Regions from separate parts of the Mus musculus genome. Here region 2 is linked to region 1. A link is a contact called in ENCODE POLR2A ChIA-PET data. All regions are on one chromosome and are shown on one strand. Each heading gives the region's core, a stretch centred on a gene start or an enhancer-like site at or near the end of the contact. The rest is flanking DNA. Distances are from core to core; before and after follow the strand shown.

Evidence for each region. ChIA-PET counts read pairs that join two places held with the same protein, here RNA polymerase II (POLR2A).
Region 2: POLR2A ChIA-PET joins it to region 1 with 13 read pairs in Patski. The contact joins two enhancer-like sites. POLR2A ChIA-PET finds 5 or more read pairs at or near these places in 2 of 5 experiments (Patski and embryonic stem cell).

The regions. Positions count from the first base shown.
Region 1 is chr6:91,525,478-91,530,738 of GRCm38, reverse strand. No RefSeq gene overlaps it. Among named protein-coding and RNA genes, the nearest start is that of Lsm3, 12 kb to the right of the region's middle. Within about 2 kb of position 2,263, at least 1 of the 3 ENCODE cell types and tissues checked has a DNase peak (open chromatin) inside an H3K27ac peak, as active enhancers do.
Region 2 is chr6:91,725,399-91,730,659 of GRCm38, reverse strand. Slc6a6 (solute carrier family 6 (neurotransmitter transporter, taurine), member 6) reads right to left here. Exons shown (of 15, transcript NM_009320.4): 5 at 4,414-4,648. Among named protein-coding and RNA genes, the nearest start is that of Gm44981, 6.2 kb to the right of the region's middle. Within about 2 kb of position 3,124, at least 1 of the 3 ENCODE cell types and tissues checked has a DNase peak (open chromatin) inside an H3K27ac peak, as active enhancers do.

The DNA.
Region 1 (5,261 bases), core at 1,014-3,513:
ACATCCGCAGGTTTTCCCCTGCTCTCTGACGTAGTAGGATGTTTCAAGATTCTCTGGTTCTTTCTTTGCCTCAGCCCTGGCCTGAGCCTTTTCTCTACCAAGCCTGAGCCTTTCAGTGTGCAAAGATAATTAAGATGTGAGACCCAGGCAGGCCAGGCTCTTCTCCCAGTGTTTCATGGCTTCTGAGTCCCTCAAGACAGGGATGAGAGACATCTCAATTCCTAACATGTATGAATCACCAAGAACAGTTGATCCAACAGGTCTTGTTTGCTAGTGGGGATGGCACTGGGAATCTGAACTCTGACAGCTTCGGGGAATTCTTGTGCTCCCGACCCACAAGACAGGTTGAACATGAAGGATGGAAGCCAGTACTTCTCAGAACCTGGTAGGCATGTCACCTCAGAGCTTGTTTAAATGTGTGCTCCTGACTCTATACCCCAAATTGCTCATTTGGTATCTTAGGAATTGGGAAGGAGGTCTTGCTTTGCTATTGTTCTAAGCACATTGAGTTTCTAACACATCTCCAGGTACTGTTGCTGCTTCTACTGACCTGAGATTGCATTTTGAAAAACACTCATCCAGACATTGGCTCTGAAAGCGGCTACACACTAGACTTCTTAGAGGAGATGTTTTACTCTTTTGTTTGTTTGTGTTTAAATATCAACCCAGAAGGCTCTAGAAACTGTGACTTAGTTGGTGTAGGATATTTTGATCATCAAGAATTTTATGAACTTGGCAAGTGGGGCTGTTGCTCAGCACAACTGGAGATGATTCTAAGGGGAGGGAGGGTCCAGTGGGAAGGGACTTAGGAGGCACTGAGCCTGACCTGTGTGAGGAATAGCAAAGCAGCCAGTGGGTTTGGTTTGAAGGAGGAGAGGAAGGTGAGAAAGGCAGGTGGGGTAAGAGGTGGGTGAGATGGGCCATGTATCTGAATGCTGCTCCAGTGGTCTGGGGAGCCTGGGGGTCGGCAGCAAGCTGGGCCTTCTGTCTGGAGAGTCTTTACTCCAGTCAATCCGAGGCCAGCTATCTTTTTACCAATCTTGGATTCTCCCTAGCGATGTGCGGCTGTGATGAAGGATGAAGGTGCTCCACTGTTGCAGGATATTTGATCACAGTGTGAACCCTGAGATTGTTTTGTTCACTGGAAAAACCCGTTTCTAGTTGTAGTGTGGCTCGATCTTAGTACACACCTTTAATTCTAAACAACGAAGAGAAAGTTAGTTTGTAGAAGGAAGCACCCATATTTGAAAGTGAGAATGAGAAGGTAAAGACAGAATGAGCCAGAGAATGAGAAGGAGCCAGAAGATTAGAACAGATTGCTAGAGTTAGTTTGAGGCCGAGTAGGGCAATTCAGTCAGAGACCAAGAGAAGCCAGATTCAATCAGTCAGCTTGGAGAGGAGTTTGAGCCAGAACAGCTGAGTTGAACCAGTCAGCCAGAGCTCAAAAAGAAATAGAAACAGTGAATTTGTTCAGCAGTAAGTTTCAGAAGCTGAGACATTCTAGGCCTAGCTAAGATTGTATGGTTGCTAGAAGCTTCTAGGATTAGGCCTAGGTTAGCAGATTGAGGCAGTAGGCCTTGGAGACAACAATTAGTACAGGTAAATAAAAGTTCCTTTTACACGCCACAGCTTTCTTCTCATATTTTGAATACTGCCCATGGATTTGAAACCTTTGAAAAAGAAGTCTAGACAAAGTAATAAAGTACTGTGTTGTGGAACAGGGACTTGGCAGGTAGGGGACATCTTCAGTCATTCACAACAATGTGAGTGCTTCTACTTATACATTGTTAAGATGGTACATTTTATCTTATGCTGTGTGTGTATATATGTATGTGCACATTGGTAAAATGGTGTGTGTGTATGTGTGTTTGTGTGTATTGTGAGAATACAGGTGCAGGCCACCAGAGCACATGAAATAAATAGTTTGGGACAACTATTTACTTTGACAGAATGATTCCTTACATGAAGTTCTACACGTGGCTTACCTACAAAGCAGGGCATCTGGGCTCCAAAGACATGATTGTTTGACATGCAGCATGGCAGAAACATCAGCCCGAAGAGCAAGGCCGGCTGCTTTGATCCCTCCTGCAATGGCTCTGCCCTCTAAGGATATCGTGCAATCCAGTGTGCTTGAACTAAACCCGAGTGTTGCCACACAATTCTCTCCACATCTATTTTGACTCTGGCAGTTGCTAACCTTGCTTCTAGGAAAAGGTGGGGGTGGGGACCCCTGTTGGTGAGACTCTACTGTTCTGAGCATGTGAGAGCGCTGGCTGAGCGGAGGCAGGGATGAGCTGCTCCTGGGTAGCTTTCAGCAACACTCCTGGGCCCTGATAGTTGGCAGAGGCCTGGCACCAGCTCTGTCACCCTGCCGTGAGGATGACCTGCCCTTTCCCTCCGTTATTTGAGCTCTGGGCCAGAGCTGATGGTGATGTCATCGTCTTGTGATGTTGTTAGGTGACCTTGGTCATGAGGCTGGTTCTGCTTGTTTCTCTCACACCTGACAACTGAGATGAGAAAAGCATTGCTGGGAACCAAAGAGGGAAAGACGGAGGACCCTGCAAGGGAGAACTCTGCCAATCCCCAAACCCTAAGCACAACTGCCTTGGATCCAACCTAGTTTCTAGTGGTTCTAGGCCTGGAAAAGCTGTAAAGGAAAAAGAGAAGAAGACATCAGTGAGGGCTGGGCGCAGTTCAGTAACAAAGCACTTGGCTAGCTCCTATCTTATGAAGGAAGAAACTGGATTGAAGGGACTGAGTCTAGTGTTCAGCTAGTTGTAAATGCAAGGTTTCTTGTCTCCTCATCTGTATCCTTACCTTGTAATACAAATGATGGCTCTCGGGTATCTTTCAATCTCTCTAAACCTGTTGAATCAATAACAAAGTGCCCTTAGGTTGGGAGGACAGCACAAATGAGGACATTCAGGCTGACAGCAGGAACAAGAATCTGCTCAGTAAGATGGCAAAGTCTGGCCTTGAACTCCCTGCCCCACAAAGCTCAGCTCCACCAGCGAGATACACCCAGGACCAGAGTGCTGGGGAAACCATCTTGCCTAGACTGTGTGTGCTCTTGTGGATGGTTCCAGCTCAGCATCACAGGAGCCGCCACTGTTAGGATACTTTGCCTGAAAACGGTCTCCTGGGGCTGTGGAGCATGTGATGTTGTCTGTCCTGTGCTTCTGGAAGCACGGTTGGATTTTCACATAGTTTGCATTTAAGGAATTAAATGGCACAGTTTGCCATCTAATATGTTGACAATGAACCGAGACAAACTGAAAGGGAATAGTGAAGAGTGTAGCACCCTCTAGTGTCAAAACAAGCTCTTGACTGATCCTGGAAACTTGAATAAGAGCAACAGACCTGGTATGCTACATAGTAGGTTGTGGTGATGGCTGTGTGCTTCACAAGCAACAAGAAAAGATTTTAAGTTTTCACCAGAAATAAACTAAATTTAATTATTCTAAAATACATGTTTGGAGATAAACATTTATATTCACTAAGATCCCACCCAATGTGTACCTGTTTACTTATGTGTGCCTATTTTATGTGCTTGTCTATTGAGATTAAGATCTTGATTCATAGCCCTTGGCTGGCCTAGAACTTGTAATCCTCAGCCCCTTGACTGCTGAGATTACAGTTATCCACCACAATGCCAAGCTCCAGTGTTTAGCTTTTATGTACCAGCTAAAAATACATTTAATTGAGGAAGGAAAAAAAAAAAGACATACAAGTTTAGGTGAATTCTCTTAGAAGTACTCTTCATTTCCCCTTGTGTGAGCAAGTGAGACCCAGGAATGGGGGGAAGCTTGCCAAAAGCCACAAAGCGTGTTGGTGACAGAGTCAAGACTGGCAGGTTTGTTACCCACCTCTGCTTTCTCCAGGAGGCATTTACTCCATAGCGAGCACGGACGGAAGACTGGGTCTCATTTAGCCCAACAGCAGCTGCTCACTCAGAAGGAAGAATCCTACCAAAGGGGAAAAGGAGGGGAGGTGGCTGGCATGTGATCTGAAGGGACCACAGCCCTCAGACTATACACTCTATTCAGGGGCTGCGGAGCTGTGTGAACAGCCCTGCTGCAGCTGAGCCCCACAGTGCCCTGGTTCCATTTCAGAGTGCTATTTGTTGGGTGCTGTGACCTAGGCAGGTCTCTTCCACTCCCTAGGTCTTTGTATTCCCACTGTGAGATCAAAGTACTGAGTGAAGTCAGGCTTTCTCACTTTGTTGAATGCCCAACTAGACGCAGAATTCTCTAGCACTGGCCTCTTTGCTGACCTTCAGCCAGGGTGGTAGTGGTGGTGAGGGATCCTCACTGCTCTGACAGATCCTCACAGAGCCTATCATCCTGAGAGACAGACTCCCTTAAGATGCTCTGCCTCCTTCTCCCTCCCTTCCTTGCTTCAGGCCCTTAGTTGGTCCTGTTGCAGATCCTGGCACATGGTAAACATCTTTGTTCCTCTCTGGTGTGGAGTATGTGTTCACGTGTGTGTGTGTGTGTGTGTGTGTGTGTGCTTGCTTGGAGAGGTCAGAGGTTTATGTTTTATCATTCTCCACCTTATTTTTTGAGACAGGGTCTCTCACTGAACCTGAGGCTTACTGTCTCAGCAAAACTAGCTAGCCAGCAAGCTCTGCTGACCTTCCAGGGCTGGCTTTGCAGGTTCGTTCCGACATACCTTGCTTTTCACATGGGTGCTAGGATCTGACCTTAGATCCTCATGTCCGCTTGGCAAAAAAACACTGAGCTATTTTCTCAGCCCTTGCAAAGTACATTTTAACTGGACAAATCAAAATATTTCAAAGCCAGGTTGCCCTGAAAACGACTTAGGGAGACGGCGTAGAGCAGCTGGACTAAGGCAGCTTAAAGGAGTGACTTCTGTCCACTGCTCATGACCTCTCTGTGCTGCTTCCAACCTGGGGACAATTCCTGGGCTGCTCATGTAGACACTCGTTAGTCCTCACAGCTGACCTTAGGGCACTTCATCTGCTTAGCTGGCACATGGCACAGCTGTGCTTTGTAGCTTGGTTATCTGGCTCCATGATACTGCAAGATCCCCTTGCAACTGTGGGAACTTTCCCAACCCACAAAGGACAACTGGGGGGCTCCTGGCAACACCTCACCCTGGATGTCCATGGCACAGGAAGTGGATGGGAAGAATACCAAGAAAAGAATCCCTCAGGGGTAATCAATATCAGAAACCACAGTGGGGCATGCTGTATCCACACCCATGAAACTTAAACTTCAGCCAAGAAAATAAGAATCGAC
Region 2 (5,261 bases), core at 1,875-4,374, 200 kb before region 1:
CCTCAGCTGCACAATTCCACCATTCACAGACAGCCTCTTTCCAGGGCTCTCACTGAGGCACCGCTCCCCAGGACACCCTCCATCAAGAGCACCCCAGCAGTCCCCTTCCCTAGCACTAGTTCTGCAGTGAGAGCTTTTCCATTAGGATTGTACTTTCTGAATGGTTAACATGTCTGTCTACTACCAAGCTAGCTCTGTGTACACAGGACCTGCATCTGTCCCAACCACAGCACCTGGCACATGAAGGAGCTCACCTGACATTAGGTGAGGGAATTCATTAGAGCCATTTGGTAGCTGGGGAAAACTGAGGCTCAGCCTCTCATTGACCCTAGGCAGTCAGTCATCAAGCCTGGAGCTGGCTCCTTTCTTTCTGATGTCCCCAGTGTGCCTCAAGCCAGGACTTGCAGGCTTGGGCTCCTCACTATCTTCCAGAGGTAAGCTGCAGATCTTTTCCAAGAAAAAAAGGGCTACATCTTGCCAGGACGGGAACTAAAAAGGAGTGGCTGGGCTGGACATGTGTTTGCAGCCGGCTGCCCTGCTGCCGTCCAGTCAGCACTTGGAGATGTAAATTCGCCCTCGGAGTGGGCCAAATCGTTTCCTTTTGACAGCAGGCCAGCCGTTTATTGGCTGCAGCAGTCCCCTGGAGACTGGCAGAGGGAACAATTATAAAAGGGCCGTCCGTCCGCCTGAGCATGGGGCCCCCACACGGCCCTTCCCGCACCACCTCCTCCTTCCGACAGCTATGGAGGAAGATTGGCTGAGCAGGGTTTGTTTGCAAATATGACTCATTTCTTTGATTCTAATAGAATCTAATGATCCATGCTGGGCTCCCAGGGGGCTCTGCAGGAGCCTCTGAGGAAGGCCTGGCTCCAGCCTGCTGAAGGGCTTTTGGCCAGACCTGGCCCCGCCTGTCCTCTAAGGCCTGTGAGGGAAGCAGGAGTTTTAGAGACAGAGGTGACCTCAGAGGGTGAGGACCAGTGTGGGATGGGGCCACAGGGGCAGAAGCTCTGTGACCCCACCATGTAGCCACTAAACGTACCCTAATGTCAGCATAAAATGTCAGTCTCTGGAGCCTCCTGACTTCTCGTGGGAATCTGAGCTGAGGCTGTTCCTGGCTTTACAGGCAGGTAAGTATGGCAGGGTCAGTCTATGATACAGACCCCTGATACAGGAGTCCATGCCTGACCAGAGACTGAGGAAACACAGACGTGCATGCACATAGGCAGCAGTGCACCATGTGACCTGTGACCATGGACTCAGCTCCAGGGCCTGCCCTGTATCACGGTGTGGGATGAGGGGTGGAACACAGACCAAAGGTTCACTAAGAGTGGACCTGTGTCCATGCTGGCTCCCCAGAACCCTAAAACCAAAACTCATCCAGGTTCCTGAATGCCAGAGAGCAGATGTGAGTGTTGGGGCTGAGCTAACTCTGGCTCACAGAGCAGGAGGAGACTGAGGCTTGGCATTCCAACTGCCCTGACATCAGAGGGCTGGGACGTGTGGGAGCCACACTTAAGCCACACTGGGGAGGGGAGTTCCCCTCTGAGGTCTTCCTGCCTCCTTGGTAACCAGCAGATGGGAGGGGCGGCAGGGTGGCTGACAGTCATCCAGTGATTAGAAACTGGGGGAGGGGGCACTCTGCTCCCACCAAGCCTGTTACCCCTCTTTGGCTGCCAGACCTTAAGATCTGCAAAAGACACAAGGGAAAGCTGCCGGAACCTGGGCCAGGCTCAGTGAGCAGCACTGCCCTCACCTACTCCTCCCTGGCAGGGCAAGATCACAACGTGGGGAAGACAGGTGAGGCTCTTTAGCAGGGATGCGAGAGAGTTTCAAGGACAAGGCAGAGAGCAAGCAAGAAGCCAACGAGTGTCCTTTACCTGCAATATAGGGTTCATCAAGGGGTGCGGTGTGCACAGGGAGAGTGGCTGGATCCTGCCATGCATGATGGAGGGCCAGTGAACTGCATATGAAATGTGAGAGTTTCCCACAATGCCTTGCTCTTTCACCTACTTAAGAAATCTCAGATGCTAGCTAGAGGGCTGACTGGGAAAAAGCACTTGCCTTTAAATCTAACAACCCGAGTTCAGTCCCTGAGACTCGTGTAAAAAGTGTGAGAAGAGAACTGAGTCGATAGTCCTTGTCCTTTGACCGGCACGCATGTCCTGATGTGCTTACCCCAGCCCTCCTAAAATAAATCAAATGAAGAAGAGGAGAAGGAAAAGAAAAGGAAGCAGGAGCCTCTGCATCAAAATAGTTCATTGCTCTCACCCTTTTGCCTTCTTTTCCACTGTTTCAAACCCAACACAAGGGTAGGTTCTTGGGAGCAGGAAGCCCCACAGATTTGCTGATGCTTCTGCCCACTGACCGCGTCTGCACACAGGATCAGCAAGAAGCTGGCCAGGTCTTCACCTCAGCTTGCTCAGTAGCTCTGCTCGCTGGATCCCAGGCTCATGCTAAGGAATGCTTAGAGGTTCTTCTAGAATTCAAAGTCAGGTCCAGAGCCTGTGCAGGCCCAGTGTGGGCAGAAGTCAGCCCTCATGAAAGCAAAGCATACCCACGGGCACCACAGAGGAGCCTGCACAAGAGCCTGGAGAACCAGGGGTTTTCCTGAAATGGTTTTGTCTCTGTTTTCCTGATGAGGAACGAAAGCCATGGGGCTTCTACAACACAGGGGTGCTAGAGTGGACTCGGGCTGGGGATGTCTGAGCAGAGCGCTGAGCTTAAGTCTTCCAAGACCTTCATGTCATAATAGCAGGTACCAGGCAAAGGTGAAAAGAATGTGACTCCCTTGTCACCAGAGCCTGTGGGGATTTGAGGGGTTACATACAGATTCTAAATGCCCCAGAAAGGATGTTTAATCACAATGATGACATGACATGCACAATACCCTGAGGTGAAGGAGCAGCTTTTCAGGGTGGCCATGTAGGGCTGCAGGATGATCCCTAGGACATACTGTGACCATCCCAAGTAAAGGACACTGAGGCCCAGAGAAGAGACCACATCTGCCCAAGACAGAAGTGATAGAACACAAGTTCAAAGTCAGAAGGTAATGAGGTTCAGCAGACACCTCAGAAGCTGGCCAGGTGCCAGAGGCCTGGGAGGGGCAGCCCCGGTGTCCAAGCCATGCCAAGAACAGTACAGAAAGGCCAAGGCTTGTGGCCTTGGGCCCCTTCAAGGGAAAAGAATGAAATGCCAACATTCCTTTGTTCAAAAACTCAACTATCTGAAGGGTGGGGAACAGGGTTGGGGACCATGCTTTTAACACTCCCTTTGTTTGCTAGTGGAAAATATATACACCAGGAGACCCAAAGTCCCCAAAGCCCAGGGCCCTGCCTGGGAATGTAGTACAAAAGGCCCAGGCATGGCAGAGGCCACCCAAACGAAGCCTCCTGCAGATGAAAACAGCTGACTCATCCCTGTAGGAATCACAACACAGCTCCTGATGGTCCCTAGGTTTGCTTCCTTGAAGCCAAGGAGAGGGATTCTCATCTTGTGGTAGCCTGGGACAGACCTTCCTCTCCCCTGGCTCCTGGCTATCCATGAGGCCTCATCCCAGTCATTTCAGAGGCGAGAGGCCACCCCTGACTGAGCACCCTGAGTTAGGAGCACATGCTTACAGGGAGAGTGATATACTCAGGGGTTTCTAATCAACTTCCATGAGCTGTGAGGATGCCCTGAAATGCAAGTTCATGAGTTACCCCAATGCCATTAACACAAGGAGATTATCTGCATGCTGGGACTTGCCCATCTATTGCTCATGAGTGGCCTGTAACAAGCCAAAGGGGGAAGACTAAGGGATGAGGTCACACAAGCCACTCACTCCTAACACTCACTCCCTTTTGAGGCCACAAAAGAACTATCCACAAGACACATCAAGATCAGACCAACCAAACTGAGCACAGCTCAAACTTCCAGCAACTAGTCATGAGCTCAACAAATAGTACTTGGTTAAAACCACCATGTTTGGAGATGATTGTTACACACTAAGAGCTAACTGATATATATTTTTTGCTATCAACTCACCTTTTCATTTGCATAATACATAAATGCATTTTTCTCTGTGTGATAAAGAATGTTTTTCCCAAAATACATTAAGAAAACTATAATTTTCAAATACCTGTACATCTCTCAACAGGAATCCCATGGAAGAATGATACATTTTCCTCATCTGACAGTTAAAGAAACTGAGGCTCAAAGGTAAAGTAGGGGGACTTCCCTACAAAAATCAAATAGCCGTTTGGCGGTAAACTAGGATTCAACTCTAGCTCGTACAAGACAAAGGCACAGAGTGTTTGTTCTACAGCTGTGTGTCCTCCTTCCCTCCAGAAACAGGGTATGCCACAATCACAGAGGAAGATACTGTCCCCTCTTGACCTGCCCACACCACTCCTCCCTCCCAAGATGTAGCCTTACTCCCAGAACTCGATGACGGGTGAGGTGAAGTTGGCAGTGCTAAGGGAGACCCAGTGACTCTCGTTCCTACGCAGGGTGTCCTCCATGCACTGTGGTGTGTTCCAGCTATGGTTGCAGTGGGCCCAGGGAAGATCCTTCTGGAAAGAGTGGAATAGGTAGTATGTGGCCCAGGCCAGGATGACGATGTAGTACACGTTCAGGAGGGACACAATGACGATGGATGCGTAGCCAATGCCTGTGGGTGGGACAAGCAAATAGACACATGTCACAAAGGAGGCACTTTCAACTGGGGAGGCACTGATGTGCCCAGTCTGTGGGACAAAGGGGCCATCTCAACAGTAAGCAGGAGAGAGTCGCAGGATGAAGGAGCAACTGGATAAAGGGACAAGTGGCTGAATGGTTAGAGAAATGGCAGCTGGAGGAGTCACAGGATGAATGGAAGAAGTGGGGTCAGGACACTGACTGTGCAGTTGGATGGTTGGATGGAAACATGCATGGAGAGATAGATGAAAAAATAGATGGGCCAATATATAAATAGATGGGTAGAAATATGAATGAATGAATGAATGAATGAATGAAACCTTGGATGGATAGGAATATGGAAAGATGGGTAGATGAAGAGAAAGATGGAGGAAGAATGGATGGATAGACAGATGGATGGATGGATAGATGGAAAGATGGATGGAAATATAGATGGACAGATGGATGGTAGATGGATAGAAATATGGATGAATAGAAACTTGAATGGATAGAAATATGGAAAGATGGGTGGATGAATAGAGAGATGGATGGATGGATGGATGGGTGGATGGATGAATGGTAGGTGGATAGAAATATAGAAGAATGAA